Linked DNA regions of Homo sapiens: regions 1 and 2 are each linked to region 3. The links are chromatin loops, found by intact Hi-C in ENCODE. Cell type or tissue: dorsolateral prefrontal cortex. All regions are shown on one strand.

Evidence for each region. Hi-C counts contacts between places; a loop is a spot of excess contacts. Peaks named below come from ENCODE experiments on the same cell type or tissue, not always from the same donor. Only the 100,000 strongest peaks of a DNase experiment are listed, where the experiment ranks them.
Region 1: it touches region 3 in a loop (11-fold over the local background); 4 of 110 quality-filtered maps call a loop at or near these places.
Region 2: a loop joins it to region 3, with 4 times the contacts of the local background. A loop is called at or near these places in 23 of 110 quality-filtered maps.

The regions. Positions count from the first base shown.
Region 1 is chr2:149,485,048-149,493,047 of GRCh38, reverse strand. It overlaps a transcript of LYPD6 not described here. Among named protein-coding and RNA genes, the nearest start is that of MMADHC-DT, 98 kb to the left of the region's middle. In dorsolateral prefrontal cortex, no CTCF peak of the experiment used is centred here; DNase peaks (open chromatin) are centred at 2,525, 3,365 and 3,791; H3K4me3 peaks cover 1,231 bases; H3K27ac peaks cover 2,008 bases; H3K27me3 peaks cover 2,457 bases.
Region 2 is chr2:149,550,489-149,558,488 of GRCh38, reverse strand. No RefSeq gene overlaps it. Among named protein-coding and RNA genes, the nearest start is that of MMADHC-DT, 33 kb to the left of the region's middle. RefSeq lists a silencer at 1,740-2,034. In dorsolateral prefrontal cortex, no CTCF peak of the experiment used is centred here; no DNase peak of the experiment used is centred here.
Region 3 is chr2:149,325,866-149,333,865 of GRCh38, reverse strand. It overlaps LYPD6 (LY6/PLAUR domain containing 6), which reads right to left and starts at 3,279. Exons shown (of 5, transcript NM_194317.5): 1 at 3,144-3,279. MIR9899 (microRNA 9899) reads left to right here and starts at 3,493; the gene lies at 3,493-3,588. RefSeq lists a silencer at 3,193-3,662. In dorsolateral prefrontal cortex, CTCF peaks have their summits at 3,211 and 3,552; DNase peaks (open chromatin) are centred at 3,435, 3,855 and 4,245; H3K4me3 peaks cover 2,634 bases; H3K27ac peaks cover 741 bases; H3K27me3 peaks cover 1,056 bases.

The DNA of each region.
Region 1 (8,000 bases), 160 kb before region 3:
AGACAGAGTTCAGACGCTGCCAAGAGATGAAGATGAGGACTGGGAATTGGCCTTGGGAGTTGGCAAGATGGGGGCTGCTGACTTTAGGAAAAATATTTCATGTAAGGGTCGACCAAACACGATAGGAGCGGGTTCAAGAGAGAAAGGGAGAAGAGGAAGTGGGGATATCAAGGACAGACCAACATTTTAGGGAGTTTATTGTAGAGGGAAGTAGAGAAGTGGGGCAGTGGTAGAGGGAGGTGTCGGTCTAAGTCAATATTTTTTCTTTTCCTTTCTTTTTGCAACAGAAGTAGAGGGAGGATCAGTTCTCCTCACTCCTATCACAATGCACTTTCCATCTGACCACATGGATTCTCACTTCATTTGAACTGAGATGAGAAATTATGATGAACTTCACAGTTGGAAGAGTATTTGTTAAAATGGGTGGTATTGCAGCACACTTATACACTGATGGGAAAAAAAACCCTAGTAGAGCTGGAGAAATTATGGATGACATAGGACAGGAATTGACAAACAATTGTTGCAGGACAAATCCGGACTTCTGCCTACTTTTAAAAGTAAATTTTATTGAAACATAGTGACAGATATCATGAGACTTACAATTCCTAAAATACGTATTATCTAGTCTTTTACAGAAAAAGCATGCTGACCCCCGATATAGGAGGTCAGGGGAAATTAGAGGAACGGTGGACTTGAAGAGATTAAGAGAGATGAGATTCAGGGTACAAGTGGAAGCACTGGCCTTAACTACAAGCAAGGACACCTCCCCTCTGTAACTGGAGAAGGCAGGTATGGTATACAAATCACATATTAGTGAATCTGGAGGTGCTTCTTCAGGTTGTTTTCTTCACATTATTTATATTTTTTCCTTTAAATAAGAAGTGAAGTCATTTATTGAGAGTGTGGAGGGAAGAAAGTGTTGGATCTGAAAATATGAGAAATGCATTTAATAGCACCAAGGCAAGGGAAGGTGATGAGAAGAAACATCATATCCAATCATGCAACAAAGAGTATATATCTGCATAGATCTTCCTTCACTGGAGAAATTGCAAATTAAAATACATTAACATGGGACCTCACACAATCACTAAAGATCAAGAGGAAAGAAATATTCTCACCAAGATTTCAAGAAGAAAACAAATGGAAACTAATAATTTGAGATATTAACATCTAGCAAAACTTAAAATGTGTGTTCTCAATGACTGAGTAATCACATTTTCAGATAATACTCCTTAAATGTGTAAACATAAGTAAATAGATAAATAGCCTAATTCAAACACTTTTACTGCAGTCCTCCTAGAAAGAAAACAAACTTGATAACAACCCATATTTTCATAGCAGTGGTACAGCCAAATTAATCCTGGTATATTTATATAATGGAGCTCAGTATATATGTAGATCTTGAAAACATCATGTTGAGAAGCATTCAATTTGAAAAATATTATGTACAGTAAATCATTTATGTAAAATTTACTTACACAAAACAATGTTGTTTATTAATATATATTTAGTAAACATATAAAACCTGACTCACAAAATTCATGACAGCATTTCACTCTGAGGAGAGAAGAATAAAAAGAAAAAACCAGGGAAAGGCTGATAGAGAACTCAATTTATTGGTAATAGTTTACTTCTTTAAAAATCAAATGAAATATGACATATTAATATTTGCTAATTCTGGATGGGAAGTACATGGGTATTTATCTTATCCTTTTTAAAAACTTTTTTATCTTTAGTTATTCGAAATAAAAAATAAATTATAACAGTTTATAAAATTTTGAAAAAACACAAAAACAGGAGCTGAGATAGGTTAACAGGATGAGAATCACCATTATAAAAAGCTCACCAGCCTGGACAACACGGCGAAACTCAGTCTTTATGAAAAAGTACACACACACACACACACACAAAAAAAAAAAAAAAAAAAAAAAAAAAAAACCCAACCAGCCATGGTGGCATGCACCTGTAATCCCAGGTGCATCTACTCGGGAGGCTGAGGTGGGAGGATTGCTTGAGCCCAGGATGTCAAGGCTGCAGTGAGCCGAGATCGCACCTCTGCACTCCAGCCTGGGTGACAGTGTAAGACCCTGTCTCAAAATAATAATGATAACAATCACCATCATCATCATCATCCCATTATCTCAGTGGTCAGGGATGCTGCCGCGAGTAAAGTACAAAGCCCTTCACCCTTTGCTTCCTACTTAGGGGCGTGCAGCCTGAGTCCCAGAATGGATTTCCTCTCCTCCCTATCACCTAGCTGGCTCCCCCTCATCCTTCATCTCTCAGTTTATAAATCATCCTCTCTAGGAAGCCTTTCCTATTTTGTAAAAGTGAGTTATACTTCCCTCCTTTGTACTTGAAAAGTTCTCTTTGTACCTCAACCTTGCAGCATTCATCACTCTAGTATAATTTCTTGTTTACTTGTTTGTCTCCCCTCTGAGATTGCTGGCTTCTGAGGGGAGGGGCTGTGTGGGATCCAGCGTTTCAGCTCCAGCTGGCATAGTTCCTAGCCCTGAGTACACGTGTCCTACATTTTTGCTGAATTTTGTAGCTTCCTGGCCCAGAGTACTGCAGAGGGCAGCATGAGGGTACTGAATGCCTGAAGATCCCAGCGGGAAAAAAGGCAAGACAAACCATCCACTGAAAACCCTTTGCTGGAGCTGGACTTGCATTTCAGAATCAACATCTAAAACTGATTTTCATGAGAAAAAAAAAAGTAGACTCATTTCATTTTTAAAAAGCAGCTGATCTTCAGTCTTGCTTTTTTTCCTTGTTTTATCTAAACACACAAGTAGGGAAAATTGGTTCAGAAATGATTCAAAATTGGATTTTTCTTTCACAGCCACCACTCAAAATCACCCACTTAAACCATTTTTCCTCATAAAAAAAAATCCAAGGCTCAGCCGTATGGAAAACATCCTAATAGACATTTTTCTGTTGTTGACATTTTTCTGTTGTTGCCATCTTGTCCAATTTTGGAAAACGTAGAAACCACATCAAACCTACCTATTTCAGTAAGGAGGAAAAGACGAGGGTGGGACGGGTGGGTAATGCGTGTTGCATAGAGTGAAACCACACCTCCCATGAACTTTGACCTTAGCCCATCCCTACTTTTAGAATCATGACTTAATATTGATGCCCCTTGGCTTCAGAGCTGTTGGTCAGAACACGTCAAAGGCAGGAGCCCCATCCCCTCTGATTTTTGAGGAGCGCAACGTTTCTGGGACTTAACCTGAATGGTGGGTAGCACAGTTGTTCCCGAGTGTTCACTGCCCCTTCCCCCACTCGGTTTGCCCCTGCCACGTGACTTGCAGAGTCCCCAGTTGGAGGAGAGGGGGAGTGTGCTGCTCTGCGCTGCCGTATTGACAGCAGCTTGGCTAAGGGACCTGCTTTGGCCAATGAAATGAGACCGGAAGCGAAAGTGTGTGTTCCTAGCAGAAGGTGTTAAGAGGCATTGTGGCTTCCCCACAGCGATCTTGCTCTCTTTGCCCTCTATCAAGAGAATGGCATGCTCCAGACAGAGGCTGCGCTTGTAGCCTGAATTCCAGAATGAAGGAGACCAATGGTGCCAACTTGCAGCTGATAGTGTGAGCAAGGAGGGAAAACAACAACAACAAAAACCCTTTCTTTTTGAAGCCACTAAGCTTTTAGTGTTGTTGGCTACCGTGGCATAACCTACTGAAAGATGACAGATAGTGAGTTTAATAATAATAATAAACTAAACTGTGCCCCACACAGAAAGCACCAGGGTGCGGCTCAGCGGCTTCTGTGGAAGGTGGGAGGGAACTGTGCCCGGAGTTGGCCTCTTTTCTTCTGCAAGCCCACGTGTAGTGAATGTTCTGTTTCTGGTACACAAGCCGACAAAAAGCCTTTTGATTTTTTTTTTTTTCATCCCAAAGACCCAGAATTTTCTGAGTCTAAGACAAGCTGCCGTGTTCCACTGAACTTCCCAGGGAGAACTTTGCTGTTTGGGCAGAGCAGATTGTTTCCTATCTTTCCAGTCTCATTGGTTGGAAGTGCTAGAATTTCCCAAATTAAAGTGTTTTTCCCCCTGTTGATTTTGCCATTAGCGACAACAGCAGCTTCTCTAGGAAGTTGGAAAACCTTTCATAAAATATTTCCAGAATGTGGGTGTAGCCTAGAGCCTGCCTGTGGTTATCTTATTTCAGAGGAGCAAGACAAGAGTTTCACAGTTGCAGAGAAAAAAACAACAGCGTTTCATGGAAACATGGTGCTCAGCAGGGGTGTTGCTCTGAAGGAAAGAAATTCGACTAGAGAAAGTGATTAAAATGCTCTATTAACACTGGAAATGTAGAATAAACTGGATATTGCATCCATTTGGTTTTAGCGCATTCAATACATGACGTTATTTCAGCTCACAAAAGAGCATTCTGTACATAAAAATAATTCCCTTTCAATACCAAATGTACACGCTGTTGAGAATTCAACATGCCATTCTTATTTGCTATTATCATAGGTCACGACAGTGCCTCTAACTTACTATGTGACCTGGGATAAGTCATATCTCCTCTTTGTGTATCCATGTTCTCCTCTATCAAATGAACTGAGGATGTTTGGTTTAATTATTTCTGAGGTCCCTTGTCACATTTTAACAATAGAAATCTTGCTGCTTCTGTGTACATTTGGTCATTTGAATCTGCTAGTTTTGAATCATCTGCTAGTTTTCATTTGAATCTGCTAGTTTCCTTGAGCCAGTTTTACTACTTCTTTATTATTACTATTTATTGATATGCGGGCTTTGAAAGTAGGTATTTTCTCTTATTTAACAGTTGCTGTTATATTGAAACCTGATATTGATTGTCCCTAAAATGATATTTCTAATTTGTAGATTTTCTTAACAAAAATTCAGAATACAGAGTTGCAGAATCTAAAAGGGATGGGGTGGGGTGGGGAGGGGATGAGGTTTTTCTTCTGCCTGAAGATGGCAAGTGAGTTAATCCATGTTTCCAAAGAAAATAATCATAAAGCTACTCTTAAGAGAATTTCAGCATCTGTCCTGCATCATAAGGCAAGAGTGTTGATTTCCAATGTGCTCCCAGAGTCTATTCTTCATAAGCCAGGACCTAAGCAACAGAAGTTGGTGGTGTGATAGCGACCTCTCTGTTGGTGAATAAAGGGAAGGAAGTAAAATCAGTCACATCAGCATCAACATAGCTGCATGTGGCAGGGCTGAGAAAGGCTCTCTAAGCTTGCAGGTCATTTGATTCATGATCTGTCACACGGTAGATGCCTCAAGCCTTCAGAAGAAGTGTGTGCTGCACATATAGTCAATGGCCAGTGTTGAATCTCTCCTGGAAGGTAAAATGACTTGTCCCATGAGCAGCCTTCCTCCCAAATAATTCCAGAATGGGCAAGGGCATTAACTCATCTTATCCAAATGTCTCCGACTTTTCTCCACTGAGTTAACATAAACATTCTTGTTAATATTTCCAAATGAGAAAAAAAGAGATCTCAAAGATAAAATATTGATGGGATACCAAGTTTAGAGAGGCTTTGCAGATACAGACATTCTCATACACTGTTGGTATAAGCTTAAATTGGCACCTCTTTCAAGAGGGTAACTTGGTAACATAGAACACAGCTATAAACGCATAAAATAATTCCATTTCTATTAGTTATCCCACAGTTACCTCTAGAGGGTGCACAGATGTTTATGGCATAATTGTTTATAATAGCAAAATCTAGACACAACTTTTAGAACACACTGAATTTGAGTAAGTAGGGGATGAGTTAAATAAATTATGGCCCATCTATACAATGGAATACATACAGCCACTTAGAAAACAAAATGAATCTACATGTGCTAGCAGCAAAAGATGTTCCATATGTACTAATTTTAAAAGGCATATTGCAGATCTTGTTTTCTACATGTATATATGAATTCATTCACATAATTATATAAATACATGCAAAATTGTATATGCATTAGAAAATATTTAAAAAGTATACTCAAGAAATTATTAATAGCAGTTATTGCTGAAGAATGGGAAGAGATGGAGTGGAAAGGGAGAATGGTTTTACTTTTCTACAGAACAATTTCAAATTTCAATGCTCATGCATTACTTTTATATAAAAAGATTTTCAAAGTAAAAAACTAGAAACACCTAAAAAATAAGAAAGAGGAAATGATGAAATAAATTATGGCGCAATCATAAAATGTAATACTAACCAACCATTAAAAATTATTTCCTACAGTTCTACTTGCTGACAGAAAAATGTGATATATTGGTAAATTTTCAAGGCAGTTTACAAAACAAAAAGAGAAAGAGGGTGAGCCTGATAAGCACCGGAGCCCCTTAGGGGTGCATTCCAAGTCATGGTCTTTGTCACACCAGTGCCAGCACAGTGCCCAGCACACCCGTCAAGAAAGGACTGCTCATTTGATGCTCGCACATGCCTGCACCTGCACATGCTATGGGCTTACATTGCTGATGGCTGACCCTCGCAACAAGCTCATTTATCCCATTTTACAAGCAGAAGATTGAAGAAGATTAGGGAGAGTGTTTTAACTAGCGAAGCTTGAATCCGAACCTAGATTTGTCTTTTCAAACAGGAATATTTGTGAGACAATTAATCAACACATCAAAAAACATTCGAATGAACTGCAGAAAGATTATAGGACTACACTTGAGTTAGTACAAGAGTGAATGTGGAACTCATAATTCAGGAAGAGATCATTACCTTATCGAAACACCTGAGCAGTGAGGGGGCATGGTCTTTAGACCAGGTATTGAGTTCCTGATTTCTTGACTTCAGGTATATAACTGGAAATAAATATTGAAAGGATCATTAATAATCACATAGTTCACTGTTTTTCAAACTATAAGTTTTAACCCATTAGTGGAGTCATGAAATCAATATTGGTGTGTTGAAATTAAGACTTTTAAAAAATAGTAAACTGGAACAGAATGGAATAGAGACAATATTCAAGTGTAATATAATAATGAATACTGTGAAGGTCTATATCTTTTTGTGAAATGTATTTCAGTTGCATTTTTATATACATTAGAAATATGTGCATTGAGTCACACTACAAACTATTAGGATGAATGGCAGCCAGAAATGTTTTAAAACCCCTGATTCAATGTCTACTCCTTCACCAGTTGGTGACCCTGAGGTCTGGCGGGATTAGGTGGCTCCTTTAGGCCATAGTGTCTTTGCCTGCAGAACCTGGCTCCATATTGTGCTTCCCATGTACATTTTGTGTTTTAATGTTCCCATCTTTCAAATGGGGCTAATTTTGAGCTCACCTTTCTGACAGGGCCATTAGGGGAATGAAATTATCTTAAAATGCTTTGAAAAGATAAAACCTATAAATATGGAAACTCTACCCCATAAGACTTGCCGTGCTATTAATACAGGATGAGCTGCTGGGCTCTGGCAGGATCCAAAGTCACTGGCTCAGCGTCAGACAAACAGAGCAGGTTTCATGACCTGGAGAGTGAGAATTCCAGGTCCACATATGCTGACAGCTTAGAAAAAATGTTTCCAATCCCTAAATGGCTCACAGGTAGAGAGGAAAGCATGTGGCACAGGACCAGCAATGCAACATGGCAATGAGTACTTACAGAGCATTCCACATCACTGTCCTCCAAACGCCTGAAAGCAATTCCCTTTCAACTGCAATCCTTGCTCTATCTGCAACCCTTTAGCCTCAACAGGTGTACTAAATTGATAAGAAAGTTGCAATTGTGATTCACCTTAATGCTTTTTCCAGTGCCTTACTCTACTCAGTTTCATGCTGAGTAAAAACTTGCTTTTCTTTAGTCTACCAATGTACCATTTTATTACAGAAGTACAAAATTTTCTCCCCTCAGGAGCATAAGGAATGCCCTCCCCTTCTCCATCTCAAGATGTAAACATTTCATTCCTCTCTGGCCCTTAACTATGATCACTTGTGCTACGAATCCTTTTGGCTTGTGCTGAGGGGCCCGTGATGACCCAATTAACAGGGCTCTTTATGGAAGGTTTAATATCAG
Region 2 (8,000 bases), 220 kb before region 3:
ACTCTTGGAGGAGAGGAAATCTCAGCTGGCCCTTGAAAGGCAGGCGGGATTTGAATAGTGAGCAGAGGATATTCCAGGAGCTAAAACATGAGACTAACACAAGAGAGTGGACTGGTTTACCTAGAGTTTCCTTGACTGCAAGGACTTGGGAAATGAGGCTAGAAAGACACCTTGGGGCTAGATTGAAGGAATTTTTAGTTCCAGAATAAGGAATTCACCGATATGCTATAGCATTAAACATTGAAGGTTTTCAAGCAGAAGAATAATTCGATTAAATCAACTTTTGGAAAGATAGATCTCCTGGTGGTATAGGATATAAACTGTAGGCAAAAAGTAACTGGCAACAAAAAGACTACTGTTGTAATGGGGTAACTCAAAGGTAATAGAGGCCTAAATTAGGGTGGTGGCCGTAAGAATGAAATAAATATTCCAAAGTAGAAATTAAAGCAGGAACTGACTGCTCCCTAGGTCTTGCTGTCCAATCCCACTTCCAGCAATCCAAACAAAAGACTGCAGTTTTCAACATGGATGACTAAAAGAATAATAATAATAATAGCACTGGTAATAATAGTAACAAGCCAACATTTTCATCGTGCTTACTGTGCCCAGCACTTAGCTAAGTGCTTTATACATAATGCATATAATCTTCATAACAACCCCATGAAATAAGTATTATTATTCCCATTTCATGGATCAGAAACCTGAAGCAGAGAGAGGCCAGGTGATGAGTTTAAAGTCGCATGGATATTGAATGGCAGAGCCAGGACTGGAACACAAGCAATTGGGCCTTGGACCCTAATGCCTAGCCTGGTGGTCTCACTACCAAGTACTAGTTTGCAGCATATAGCCCTCTTACATTTATGTGGTAAAGTTAAAATGGTGGTGAATATCTGCATATACTTAGAGTTGGGAACCTAGAATTCAGAGAGTAGTCAGGATAGAGGATGTAAAGTTGAATGACAAGCATACCTCACTCAACTTGAATATTTGAAACTCCATTATTGCATTTGATGATAGAATTTAACCCACCGATCTTCCACAGCTCAGGAGAGAGGGTGTGGTAGGGGTGGGATCAAAACAATAAAGATTTTCAGACCCATTGGAAAGAGTTTTGACAGGCTTTGTCATCATACCTCTCAGCAGTTATGCTCTGCTTATCTTTTGTTCTCTGATGTATGCTAATAATTTGCTACGTGATCATGTACTATTTTAATTTCCATTTGGTTCTAGGAAATCAAGTCGCTTATAATATTTTCATGCTCATTCTTATGTTCCAACCTTTAACAACTGTTTTAGGATTCTGAAATTTCTCAACATTACAACATGCATGAAATATCATGACTAGTTCAGTTATCCAGATACTCATCCAAAATCAAAGGACTGTACAGCATCGTGGTTAAGAGACTGGGGTTTGGAAAAAAACTCCTGAGTCTGGATCTCAGTTGTGCTATTTACAAGTTTTCTGACCTTGGGCAAGTTCCACTTCTGTTAATACCCATCTCATGAGAAGATTTAAGGTTTAGGAGGGATGACATATGCAAGCCATTTCTTACTATTCCTGTGGAAGAGGTCAGTAAATTTTAGCTGTTCTTATTATCTGACCTCTGAATGTGTACAAATTTTGTGGACAACTAAACAGTAAAAATTACCCCCAAATATATTTTCCTAAAATTATAATACAAACATCTTCAAGAGGACATGTATTTGGCAGAACACTTTAGTATTTAATCTCACCACAACTTTGGAAAAGTAATACCATCACAAACAATTCATCACATCCAAAACAAATAAATGGAGCACTCCTACTAGCTGTACATACACAGATAGTGTGTTAAGTAATCACAGAATTCACTGCTTTAGACTTAATCAGCCATTACATGCCCAGAGATGTTTTTTTTTGGAAAGTTTTTATTGGCATTTGAAATGGTTTCCTGTTGGCGAAGTGTGCAGTACCTCAAAACTCAACATGCAAACACTGTATCCAACAGAATTCCACCTCAATAGTTTAAAAACTTATATACATACACTGTGAGAGAACACAGGTCTTCAAAATATCAGTATTTGTAGTGACAGATACTGTGTGTTTAAAAAGCCAAGTTTTTAAAAGTCCTACATTAGTGCAAAATAGTTCCCTCCATAGAGATTTTGCTAGGTCTTCGCAAAAGTCAAACTGTTCACATCTATTGTCATGATTCCATTTACGGTCAGTAGGAGATTGGAAATTAACCATTTTTTCACATGCATTTACTGTTAAAATTTACAGAAGTACTGTATCTCATTTAATAGTCATAAAAACAGTATGGGATAAGTGATAGTATCTCCAGTTCCTGAGGAGGAAATCGAAACTCAGAAAAAAATAAGTAAATTATTTAAGCTCACAACATTTCTAAGTAATGGACTAGGAATCCAAACTCAAGTCTTTTTCATATGAAAGTTCCAATCTTTCATGCCCTACTGCTTCATGAAAATCACTGGTCAAGCTTCTCACTTTTGGAAATGGCTTTTGGATATTTTATTGAAGGGTGGGCCTGTTGATTATAAGGAAGTGATTGGAACATGATTTAAAGTGATTTTGATAAATGATTTTTTTAGGTATCCCACAGTCATAAATGAAAAGGCTTGATAATACAAGTCTTTATATGGCAGGTGGCTCAGAGTATGTTCTCCTACGTTTGAAAACTAAAAGTTCAAGAAGCCTTTGAATTCTGGATTTAGAAAAAGTGCACTAGTATATTTTTAGGCTAATAAAATTTAGACGAAATTAAAAATTTTAGTATTGCAATCCCCAGCATGATTCCTGAATAAAGTGGCTATTAACACCTGCTTATATGGTTTGGTGAAGCTCAAGAATATTGTAAATACTTTAACTTGAATTCTACTATTTATAAAGTGATTGTACGAATGAATTAGAAAGAAACATCCCAAAAGAAGTCTTAATGGGTATAATGGCTATGGTTGCCCTCAATAAAAAAGGTTACAAACATGTATGTGCATATGTCCAAACATACACAGATATGCACAGGTTTTTTTTAATTTTTGTTATTTTATCATATTATATTATTACAAATTATTTAATATTATTCTGGCACTTAAGAAATACTATGAGTTTTTTAACTGTTATAATTCTGTTTCTTTATTACATCTTAGTTATTATTCAAACTAGAAATATAAAATTTGGAAGCAGCAACTCTTGTTTACATTAGCTATTCTTTGCTACATTGAAAAAATATCTTTCAGGGGCCCTTAGCCTTTTTTATGCCATGGGCCCCTTTTCAGAATTATGTTTTTAAATGCATAAAATATATATAGTTACTAAAAACTCAATTATTTTGAAACACATTTGTCAAAACATTTTTAAAGTTTGTGACATATATACTTTTTATTAATGCATTAAATTACAAAATTGAACAGCAGTCTAATGCTGCTATAATTTTGAATTAGTGACAAGGAGAAATGACCTTATGAGATATCTGCAACAGCTGTAATATGATGGGGAAAAATCTGTGTTTTCTATTGGTGACAAGTCACAAGAACTGCCAATAACACTTGATTTGTTGCCTGTGTTCATAATGGAAAGGAATGCCAAAATAAAAATGTAATTTTCTTTCCAACCAAATTTTATTCTGTTCATGGACCCCCTGGAAGTCCATGGACCTCTTGTTAAGAAAGTAACTGTTTTCCACAAGTTTGTATCAGCAATGATTATTTACTATTATTGCATACTTTGGGGCTCCTATTATAATAATCCCTGTCATATTTAAGGTAGACTACACAGCTATATTGGCTTACACTGATATATATTTTGGCGTCCAACAGAATGGAAGTCTTACTTCTTAGTCATATTACAGAAAGGCAGGTGGCTCTCCTCCAGAAGGTAATTCGGGGACCCAGACTCCTTCCACCTTGTATCCGTATTAACTCCTAAGTCCTTATTGTTGTCTACATTCGACTGATAGGAGCAGAAAGAGTGTGAGGAAAAAAAAGTGGTGGTGGTGATGTAAGCCATTTCTGGGCCAAGCCAACTTAAAAGCCAAGACAAAATTTGGGTAGAAAATTAGCTTTTGCTCCTAGAATCATTTTCTTTTAAGGTTCTTATAAGATAGATTTGAGAGAGTGTTTTTCTCATATCATCCCTCACGTTCCTGAGATAAACCTTACTTGGTTTTGGTGGACTGGCTGCTTTTCTAAATTGTTGACCTGGGAAGAACAAATAAAAAACTCAGCAGCCTTTGCACTGTGAATGGGAGCAGCTAAACTGCAAGCATAGAAGCTGTGTAAAGTGTCCTTCTCTTTGACTCCTCAAAAGGTGATCTATCAGTTGCTGCTTCCTATTATTTAACATCCTAAATACCACTTTCATCAGGACTGCCCCTGCCACTGCCTTACTTCAGATGCTCATAAATTCTCTCCAGTACTACTTCTGTAATAGCCTACGGATGGAATGTTTTGTCTTCAGTTTTGTCCTCCCTCCCAAGGTCATTTTTCTACCACTATTCTCCAAACTTTTAAAACTTCACACCCCTGTGAGTGAAAACATTGAGCACACACCTCCATACCTGCACATTGATTTCTTTATAAGTATGCACATTTTTTTGCTATTATATATATATAATAAGATGTTTATACACATTAAAAATGTTTAAATGGACAGATTAAAAGATAAACGTAAATAGAAGTTCTAAGATGATCTTCCCCATTCAATGAATTATTTGACACATACATGTATCATCCTGTGTACTGTCAAGATAAAGGATGCTACAAGCATTGGAGGAGTCATTGAAGAATTACAGCTTACCTGAGAAGCTAGGAAGCACAGGTGGGTCTAGAAGGGGAGAGTCAGGACTAGAGAAACACAGCTTCAGCTTGAAGTAGAAATGCTGAGTTGGAGTTTGCAGGTAAGTCTCAGAAGCAGTAGAACTGACCACAAATAAGGACAGTGAAGTGGGAGCTCCTACAGAATTCTCAGAAAACTGCTGTGCGGGACCATCCCTGGGCACCCCAGGACCTTCTGCATATGATGCTTTTTGCTTCACCTCTACCTTCTAAATTTCCCCAAGTTCCTCTCCTCAGAAAACTCTAAAACATTACTCTACTAAGAAGGCAATTCCAAGAAATGTATTTCCCAGCCTCAGAAGATACTGGAGCTGATGGTGCCAGTTGACAACAACCCATTCAATCCAATATACTTTGGGGAACAGCCACTTCAGATTGGAGACTAATACTCTATTCTGGAATTCAGAGTAGTTTCCTCAAATTGCACCTGATTTTGTCTTTTTCAAAATCTTACAGCTTCCTTTTTCTTCCAGTGGTTTATAATCATTTTGGCCCTGAAAACTTTTGTTTACATACTTACGTAAGAGCATAAGCAAATAAAAATTCTTATATTAAGCATTGGTTGAGCAATGGGAGAGTGTCTGAAGCCTCTTCTATTTCTCCACAACCTGCACTGTTCCCCATAACACTACACACTGCTCCCTTAATAAGGGAACTTCCAGAACACCATGGAATGTGTCTAGAAATCACCGCCCTACAAAGCTCATGAACAGGCACTTCTCAAAAGGAGACATTCACACAACCAATAAAAAGATGAAAAAATGCTAATCATCACTAATCATTAAAGAAATGCAAATCAAAAGCACCATGAGATACTATGTCACACCAATCAGAATGGCTATTATTAAAAAGTTGAAAAATAACAGACGCTGGCAAGGTTGCAGAGAAAAGGGAACATTTATATATTGCTGGTAGGAATATAAATTAGCTTGGCCACTGTGGAAAGCAGTATGGAGATTTCCCAAAGAATGGAACACAGAACTACCATTCAACCCAGCAATCCCTCTATTGGATATATACTCAGAGGAAAATAGATCATGCTACCCAAAAGACACATGTACTCCTATGTTCACTTCAGTGCTATTCATAATAGTAAAAATATGAAATCAACCAAGATGCCCATCAATGCCCACCGATGGACTCGATAAAGAAAATGTGGTACACATACACCATAGAATCCTACTCAGCCATAAAAAAGAATGAAATCATGTCCTTTGCGCAACATGGATGCAGCTGGAGGCCATTATCCTAAGTGAACTAATGCAGGAAAAGAAAACTAAATACCACATGTTCTCACTTATAAGTAGGAGCTGAATATTAAATACACATGGACACAAAGATGGGAACAATAGAGGTGGGAGGGGAGAAAGGGGGATGGCTTGGAAGTCTGCCTGCCTACCGGGCACTATGCTCACTACCTTGGTGACAGGGTTAAGCCTCAGCGACACTATTTATTCATGTAACAAACCTGCACTTGTAACTCCCGGACCTACAATAAGAGCTGAAAAAAAAAAAAAAAAAAAAGAAAGCATGCAAATGAATAGCCAACAGTTACATGAAAAAAAAATGCTCAATATCACTAGTCACTGGGTAAATGCAAATGAAAACCACAATGGGATATCACTTCTCACCTGTTAGAACAGCATTTGTTAAAAAAAAAAAAAATGAAAGATAATAAGTGTTGGCAAGAATGTGGACAAAAGGGAGCCATTACACACTGTTGATGGAAATGTGAATTACTACAGCCATTGCAGAAAACAATATGGAATTTTCTCTAAAAATTAAAAGCAGAACTACCATAGGACCCAGCAATTCCACTTCTCAGTATGTAGTCAAAAGAATTGGAATCAATATGTTGAAGAGATATCTGTACCTCTATGTTCATTTCAGCATTATTTACAATGTACGAGATACAGAATTAACGTAAGTGTCCACCAACAAATAAACGAATACATATACATATTTGTTTTTTGCATATATATATATGTATATATATACATATGCAAAGGAATACTATTCAGCCTTAAAAATAAGGAAATTCTGTCATTTGCAAAAACATGGATAAACCTGGGGAACATTATTTTAAGTAAAATAAGTCCGACACAGAAAGATAAATACTACATAATCTCATTTATAAGTGGAGTCTAAAAAAGGTCAAACTTATAACGTACAGTAGAATGGTGATTCCCAGAGGCTACGGAAAGGGAATGGTTGAGGAGATGTTGGTCAAGGAATACAAAATTTCAGTTAGACAGTAGGAATAAGTTTAAGATATCAATTGTATATTAGGGTAGGTATAATTAATAAAATATATTATATTCTTGAAAATTACTAAAACAGTAAACTTTAAATGTTCTCATTACAAATAAAACTATGTGAGGTAATACATATGATAATTCACTTTATCCATTCCACAATGAAAACATCTATTAAAGGGCAGCCAAGATGGCCGAATAGGAAGAGCTCCGGTCTACAGATCCCAGCGTGAGTGATGCAGAAGACGGGTGATTTCTGCATTTCCATCTGAGGTACTGGGTTCATCTCACTAGGGAGTGCCAGACAGTGGGCACAGGACAGTGAGTGCAGCGCACCATGCGCAAGCCGAAGCAGGGCGAGGCATTACCTCACTCGGGAAGCAAAAGGGGTCAGGGAGTTCCCTTTCCTAGTCAAAGAAAGGGGTGACAGACGGCACCTGGAAAATCGGGTCACTCCCACCCTAATACTGTGCTTTTCCGATGGGCTTAAACAATGGCGCACCAGGAGATTATATCCCGCACATGGCCCAAAGGGTCCTACGCCCACGGAGTCTCCCTGATTGCTAGCACAGCAGTCTGAGATCAAACTGCAAGGTGGCAGCCAGGCTGGGGGAGGGGCGCCCACCATTGCCCAGGCTTGCTTAGGTAAACAAAGCAGCCGGGAAGCTCGAACTGGGTGGAGCCCACCACAGCTCAAGGAGGCCTGCCTGCCTCTGTAGGCTCCACCTCTGGGGGCAGGGCACAGACAAACAAAAAGACAGCAGTAACCTCTGCAGACTTAAATGACACTGTCTGACAGCTTTGAAGAGAGCAGTGGTTCTCCCAGCACGCAGCTGGAGATCTGAGAACAGGCAGACTGCCTCCTCAAGTGGGTCCCTGACCCCTGAGCAGCCTAACTGGGAGGCACACCCC
Region 3 (8,000 bases):
AACACATATCATTCATCATTACATGCTGCAATCTGTGTTACATCTGGTAGGCACTCTGAACAGTTCCTGAAAGAATGTATGATACCAACAGCTAACAATAACGGGGCATTTGGTAGGTGTAAGGTCCCATCCCAAGCATTTTAAATGCATTGTGTCATTAGATTTCAGGCACCAGACGGTAAACTTCATTAGCAAGGAGTTTGCACATGTATCCCTAGCATCTAGAGCAGAGCTGGTACCTAATAGGCAATTGCTGAATATTTGCTGCATGAATAAATTTTAAAAACTGCATGAGGTAGGTGCATTATTCATGCTTTACACATAAGAAAACTAAAGCACAGAGAAGTTCTATCATTTTTTGAAGTCCCACAGTTAGTGTATGTGAAGACAAGACTTGAATCCAAAGCCCACATACTTAACCAAGACTTACTAGTAGTAAGCTCAACACTTAACCACGTTATTGCAAATGAGATTAATCTCATTAATAAATAGTATGCAATGACACAAGTAAATATTGTAAGCAATCATTTTCCAAGAAAAGATTTGCAGATGATGAGCCCTTAAAAAATAATCAGATAGGCAGATATCTGTACGCTTCTTATTGCTAGCTTTGCAAGTAAAAATATGATTTCTCTCTAACCAATGTCTTCTGCTACATTTGTACACTAGTCAATGAGGATTTCAGGACTTTTGATAAGTGGGTGCTTTTTGTGTTTCCAGAGTAGTTCTGATTTTATTTAAGTCATCTATTTTGTCAATTCTTTTTAAAATAAGAATAGCACTAATGAGATATTCATTTATTATTTCTATTGTTAATCGTCTACAGAGCTTATAAGGAGTGTGTTTATAAAATAGGAGACTTACATATTTCTCACACATCTCTCCTACTGTTACTTGTCTTTCTGAAACATTACAATTAGGACATCATCCTTTAGGGGTTTGATTATATGTACCTTTAACAACTCATTAGCAAAAATAACGTATCTCTTTGAAAAGGGTAGCTCTTTAAAACTATTCCTAGTTTTCACCTTAATTCTTTATCAGCCCTCACCTTAGTGGGAGCTAAATGATATTGAGCAGACAGCAAAGCCTTTTGGGGATGATTCACAATGGTCCCTCAAGCTATGGGTTAAACAGTAAAAAGAGGTGCAGAAATCAGAAGTAGGTAAACAACAAAGAAGTAGGTAAACACCAAAAAGGAAGGAAGGAAGGGAACGGGTGAGGTAGGAAAGAATTTGAAAAACACTTGACTGAACTCTGCTATTGATCTTGGAAAAGTCAATCTTTGAAAGCCTCAGTTGTTTCATCTGTGAAATGGGGATGATAAAGATATGATTTCCTCAGACACTTTAATAGTAGATTTCAATATGCCATATAAACTATCCAGTATGATACAACACATGGTATGGTTTTTTACTTGATATTATTTGCCTAGAATCAGCCCGATTTATGCATTATGTACTATAAACATTCACCTTACAAAGACTGTCAACAGCTTGAGAGTGTAGCTTCATCAATTGTCTGTCTTAATTGGTCTGGAAGCATTTCCATTATTTCTAACTCAAGGAACCATTTCACAATTTTTAACAAGCTTTGTGTGCCTACAAGCTCAGAAAGCTTACTGTGTGCTCTCAGGACTAGAGTTCTATAAACCTCTATTTAAACAAGGAAGCCTCTTTTAAGTCTTATTTCAGTCTGGTGCCTTTGGTCGAGGTGGAAACTAAAATTGAAAACAGATAGATGTTTTACATTTAAATGGGTTTAACATAAATGTGCATTAACCCATTTCATGGGCGATTGCACAAATACCTTTTGCAAACTTGGTACACGTGAGCGCATATACAGTAACCATTAATGTCTTCTAGAGAAATAAGGTGCAGATCCAAAATTTTAAACAGCTAGCTCGAGTTCCTCTCACTCGAAAGAAAATGTAATGGCTTTAAGGGAATTGCTCTAATAATATCATGGCATCTGCAATGGCTGGCCAGAGCAGAGCAGAACAGTGTGTATGTCACCGCAAGTCAATTTAACAAGAAATAAGCTTCCCCCTGGAGAATCTAAACTCCCTTGCCTCCCACAAAGAAAATTGAATTTTGGAGGTCACACCTTGGGTAGGTTACCATAGAAAGAAGCTTAACATTCTTTTTGTCATATGCTCTGGGAGGTCAATGCTGTTCTTCCAACAAGTGACTACCAAAGACCCTCTTCCATTCCCCCCCACCCAATTCTCTCCCCCGATCCCATTATAACAAGTCTTTGGAGTCCTCTAGGAAACGGGATGTGATTGTGACACTTGAAAATGCCAAGGACCACACCGAAGGCAATCATGCTCAAACACCAAGTTTTGAGCCCCGCAGTGAGGAGCAGGGCAGATACTGGGGCGGGAGAGGGGACTGGAGGAGGGCAGCGGTAGAGATAGTGAGGATATGGTGGGGGTCAGAGCGAGTCAGACCGTCAGATAGTGAGCTTTAGGTTGTAACTGAACGCTTAGCCAAATGTGAATCAACGGAACTGCTGTTACCGGAGAGAAAAACAGGTCGCCAAGTCAAGCCCAGGCCAAATCCCAACTCTGTGGGTGGATGGTCCCTTCCCTGGGTTGTCGGGGTGGATGGCTGAAAGGCCTAGCGTGGTCTTGCAGCGGCGGGGAGGTACCTCCAGCACACTGCACCTCCCTTAGAGGCTCCGGGTGGCCGCAGCCGGGCTACCGCCACTGCCCCCCGCCCCGCAGCAACATGTGGGGTGCTGCCAGTCCGCCGCCCAGGAACTCCCTCCGGCTGGAGTTCCTGGTGGACGCATGTTGGGCCGTGAGAAGATGCTGAATTACTCCTGGGAAAGGTTCCTCCAGCCTTGAACTTGGCAGCTCCTGACCTTTCCATCCCACCCTCCACGCGCCAGCCCAACACACACGAGTACACACGCCCCTCTGGACCCGTCCAGGCTACTCGCGGGGCTCTCTGCCCACTAGGGGCAAAACGCCGGAGGCCGGGACCCCAGTTCCTCTGGCCCCAGGGGACTGCCCTAGCATCGGGTAGTTCCAGGGACTCAGCGCACTCCCTGCCTTGGCCAGGCCCCGCCTAAGCCGGGGCCGCTGGCACCAATCCCCTGTTCTTTTGTGCTCTCCCGGGAAGCCCGCCTCTACTCACCCGGGCTGCGCGCGGATTCCGGCCGCCAGCTGCAGCCCGCTGCCCCATCCCACGAACACTGCGGCGCCCCCAGAGTGTGCAATGCGGCGCCCCGCCAGCCCGCTGCCGGAGCCCGGGAGCTCAGGGAAGGAGCGAGGGAGCGCAGCGGGGAGAGGCGGGGGGCGGCTAGGGGCGCGCGCGCCACTCCCACTCGCGCCGGGCACTGGCCGCCGCCCGCAGCCGCGGCCGGCCCGGCCTCGAGGGCCGCGGGACCAATCAGCGCGCGCGGGGGGAGCGGAGCCCTCCGCGGGGCGCGCTCATTGGCCCGGCGCGCGCGGCCCAACTCCGGGAGAATCGGCCTGAGCGCCAAGTCTGCAAACTCCGGCCAGCGGGAGCCGACCGCCCGGCGCAGGTGGGGCACCCGGGCGCCGCGCTCCCGCCCGCAGGGTGAGCGGAACTGGAGAGATTTGGGACCTTCCCGGGAAGCCTGTTCCCAGTGAGCGTTGGAAGCGAGCAGTGTTTGCTCAGGGTGCACCGATACCTTCCTGTGCGCGACCCCCTGGCGCCTCTCCCTAGCCGCCAGCCTCAGCCGGGCCAGCAGCTGCGTGCGTGGCTGCAGGCCCGGCAGTGTGAAATGACCCTGGCCAAATCTCACTCCCCGCCATCCCCTGGGCCCCGCGAAATCCGCCGGACCGCAGAGCTCAAGAGCAAGTGAAGCTCCGAACCCAGGGAAGGCGGAGACCACTTGACGTTTGCAGTAAAAGACCTAAGCTGCGGGGCGGAGCATGGAGGCGGTGGGAAGAGCCAGGAAGGCAGGTCTTAGGAAGTGGGAATCCGGTTATGGGTTTGGTGCAAAAAAGTCCAGGGCATAATACTGCCACCCTCTGCCCAACCCTTCCTCCAGTTAAAGCCCCTGCAGCCCTCTTGGGACGTATTGGTTTTTCTCTTCCTTGTTGTAAATCGTGTTTGACCCCCCTGGACGGTTCGATCTAGAGCCTTAGAGTGGAAGTGGGTCATAGTCCTACTCTCCCCTGAGCAGCGCGGGGGGCCGGCGGGGAGCCGGGGTGACCGGGGAAGGTCCCCAGGAAGGTCTGGAAGGACTCCACGGATATGCCCGGAAACTCGGAACCAGCCTCCCCACCTCCCCCCGAACTTGGCCTGCAAGGCTACCTTCGTAAGGGCGGCCCGCCATGTGGCTATTTGTCGATCTTTGAGACCCCTCCACCTTCTCCTTGGATTTTCTACCCCTGGAGCATTTTTTCAGGCCTCTCCTGAATCACCCTGCCTTCCCAATAATCTATCCATCCCAACATAAAAACATTCTTACTCTTTTTTAAATTAAACTTCCTTCCCCAGTCCCTCTATTTGGAAGGGCCTAGGATAACCTATTTTTGATCGACAGCTGCTAGACCTCAGAAAGTTTTTCTCTTAGTGTATGTGCACAGGCTTGCCCAAGCTCAGGGTTCAAGTAGGCAAAAAATAATTAGCGCCCCCTCAAGGTGGAGATCGCTGCCGCGCTGTCTTCCTGCAGGGCTCAGCAGGGTGAATGAATTGAATATGAATTAATCAACCTGAACTTGGAAATGTCTCTCCGTGTCTAGGCAGGTTACCTCTGCGGGTTAGCATCTACTAATGAGGGCATGTCCCGGGTGTCACTGCTGACACTCATTTAGTTTCCAGTTGGCAGTTCCGGTCCATGTACTTATTCACTTTATTTAAAAAAAATCGGTGCATAGTTTAGTGAAAATATTCATATTTGGGTTCAAAGTGAAGTTCAACGTATTAATGCAGTTTATGAGAGCCGAGTTCCTGGTAGAGATGGAACCCTTAGGATCTCTTTTCAGAAATATATTTTCAAAGAAGGCTGGAAAGATATGCATATGAAATGTCTGCAGTGGTTATCTCTGCGTGTTGGGATAATGGATGGTTTTCTTGTTCTTTATACTTTACGGTATTTTCTAAAGAACATTAATATTAATTTAAAAATTTTTTTAAAATGTTGACTACCAACATACAACACTCCTCAGGCATCAGAAGAGCGAAAATGTTAAATCTTCCTTCTGCTTTTCCCTTCACATCTTGTCAATCGCCCAGTCCTGTGTTTCTGTCTCCTAGGATGACTTCTAGATCCATCCCTCCCAGCATCTCTATTTCACTGCCAGACCTCATCATGCCTTACCAGCGCTTCAGCAACAGGCTTTCACTGCTCTGCTCTCCAGTCGACCACACGCTGCCCTCTCTATTTCAGAATCACTAATGTAATCATGTCACTTTCAAGCTTAAAATTCTTCAGTTCCAACCCCACTGTGAGGAAGTTCAAATGGAGCCTGGTTGGCAAGGCGTTTCCTTCCCAGTCCGTTCCCAGCTTTCCACGTTGGTCTCATCTTCTGTCCTCACAGTTCCGCAGGCAGGATGGTTCTGCTCCACCTACAACTGCCTGTCCGTGGACCTTCACACACCCATGTCTAAGATTTCATAGTGCTAGAATGCTGTGCTTCTCTTCCTTCTCAACTCTCTCCTGCCCCAACAGCAAGTTCCTATCTTTGCTTCAAGATTCACTTCGAATACCACCTTTTTAAAAATCAAGTCTTCGAAACTGCCCGGGGCAGAATTAAGCAACGCCTTCTTTCTGTACATCAGAAGCAAGCTTTTTTTTTTTTTTTTTTTTTTTTTTTTGACGGAGTCTCACTCTGCTGCCCAGGCTGGAGCAAAGTGACGCGATGAAGAAAACATACATTGTATTTACACTCCTGGAGTGCACGAAGAGAGAGACGCACTTTATTTATTTATTTATTTTAAGCCCTCTCCTTCTCACCCCTGCCCAACATGGCTGAGTGCCATCCTCTGTTTCACCCCTGCTGAGTCTGCCAGCTCACATTTACCATAGGTGGTCTCACCCTGCACCTTCCCAACCTGCCCAGCTCTCACTACAGATCTGTTTATTGATTATTTTTTGTTGTTATTGTTTCATGTTTTTGTTTTTGAGACAGTCTCACTCTGTCACCCAGGCTGGAGTGCAGTGGCACAATCTTGGCTCACTGCAACCTCTGCCTTCCAGGTTCCAGTGATTCTCATGTCTCAGCCTCCTGAGTTGTTGATGCCCAGCTAATTTTTTTATTTTTAGTAGAGATGGGGTTTCACCATTTTGGCCAGGCTGGTCTTGAACTCCTGACCTCAGGTAATCTGCCCATCCTGGCCTCCCAAAGTGCTAGGATTACAGGCATGAGCCACCATGCCCAGCCTTGTTTATTGATTATTTTAAAAGCAGCCCTTTCTGATTTTTTAAATTAATGTATATTTTTATTTCAATAGCTCTGGAAGTACGAGTGGTTTTTGGCATGGGTGAATTGTATAGTGGTGAAGTCAGATTGTAGTGCACCCATCACCTGAGTAGGAGAGAAAGACTTTAGATCAAATAGTCACATGAACAATTTCATACTGAGATAGGCATGATGACACTACCACATGTAAAAAAAAGAAACCTGGTTCATTTTGAATATATGTCAATCACAGTTCTTACCACATTGTGTTATCCATTGATCTATTTATTGCAAGTTCTTTGTCCCATCATATGAATCCATATGCCCCCACGTAGAACACAGTGCCTGGTTTATAGTGGGTGCTCAGTAAATATTCTAAAATGAATGGGTAAATAAATGAATGGGTATTTGAAACCCCATGAGGCATTTTATTTCATGTGTCTACATGCAACTATTATCCAAAATCGAAAAGACATTAGTTCCGTGTTTTAAAAATTATTAGATCCTTGTCTCATCTTTCTTAACTTTAATTTGTTTTTTCTGCACAAATTGTCTAATGTCTTATTTAATTTCACATTTAGGAGATATAGGTAATTATTATTTACATACATGTAGATAATCTGCTATTGCTAGGAGGAAATCTTTTTTTAGAAATTTTACTTTTAATATATAAAAATTGAAGGTTGAAAATGCAAAGCCAAAAAGCACAATACATAACAAAAAGTAAATCAATTGGGCTTTCTAAAAGTTAAAACATTTTCTCTGCAAACAACACGGTTACGAGAATGAAAAGACAAGAATAGACAGGGAGACAATAGTTGCAAATCATACACCTGACACAGGAATTGTAGTTAATACATACAAAGAACTCTCAAAACTCAGCAATAAGAAAACAACCAAATTTTTTTCAATGGCCAAAAGATTTGAACAAACACTTTACCAAAGAAGATATATGGGTGACAAATAGCACATGAAATGATACTCATATCATTAGTCTTTAGTGAAATGCTAATTAAAACTGCAATGATAACTTCTAGACACTTATTAGAATGGCAAAAAAAAAAAACCTGACAATACCAAGTGTTGATGAGGCTGCAGAGCAACTGAAACTCTCATACCACACTGGTGAGGGTGCAAAATGGTATGTCCGCACTAAAAATAGTTTGGCCACTTTTATAAAGTTCAATATACACCTAACCATATAGCCCAATAATCCTACTCCTACATACAGACATACATTGTTTTATTTCACTTCACTTCATTGCATTTCAAAGATACTGCATTTTTTTTTTTTACAAATTGAAGGTTTGAAGTAACTCTGCATTGAACAAATCTATCAGTGCCATTTTCCCAAAAACATGTGCTCACTTTGTGTCTCTGTGTCACATTTTAGTAATTCTCACAATATTTCAAGCTTTTTCATTATTATTATATTCATTATGGTGACCTGTGATCAGTGATCTTTGTTGTTACTATTGTAATTGTTTTGGGGGGCCATGGACCGTGTCCAGATAAGACAGCAAACTTAATTGATAAATGTGTGTGTTCTGACTGTTACACCAACAAGCCATTCTCCATCTCTCTTTCCTCCAGCCTCCCCATTCCCTGAGGTGCAACA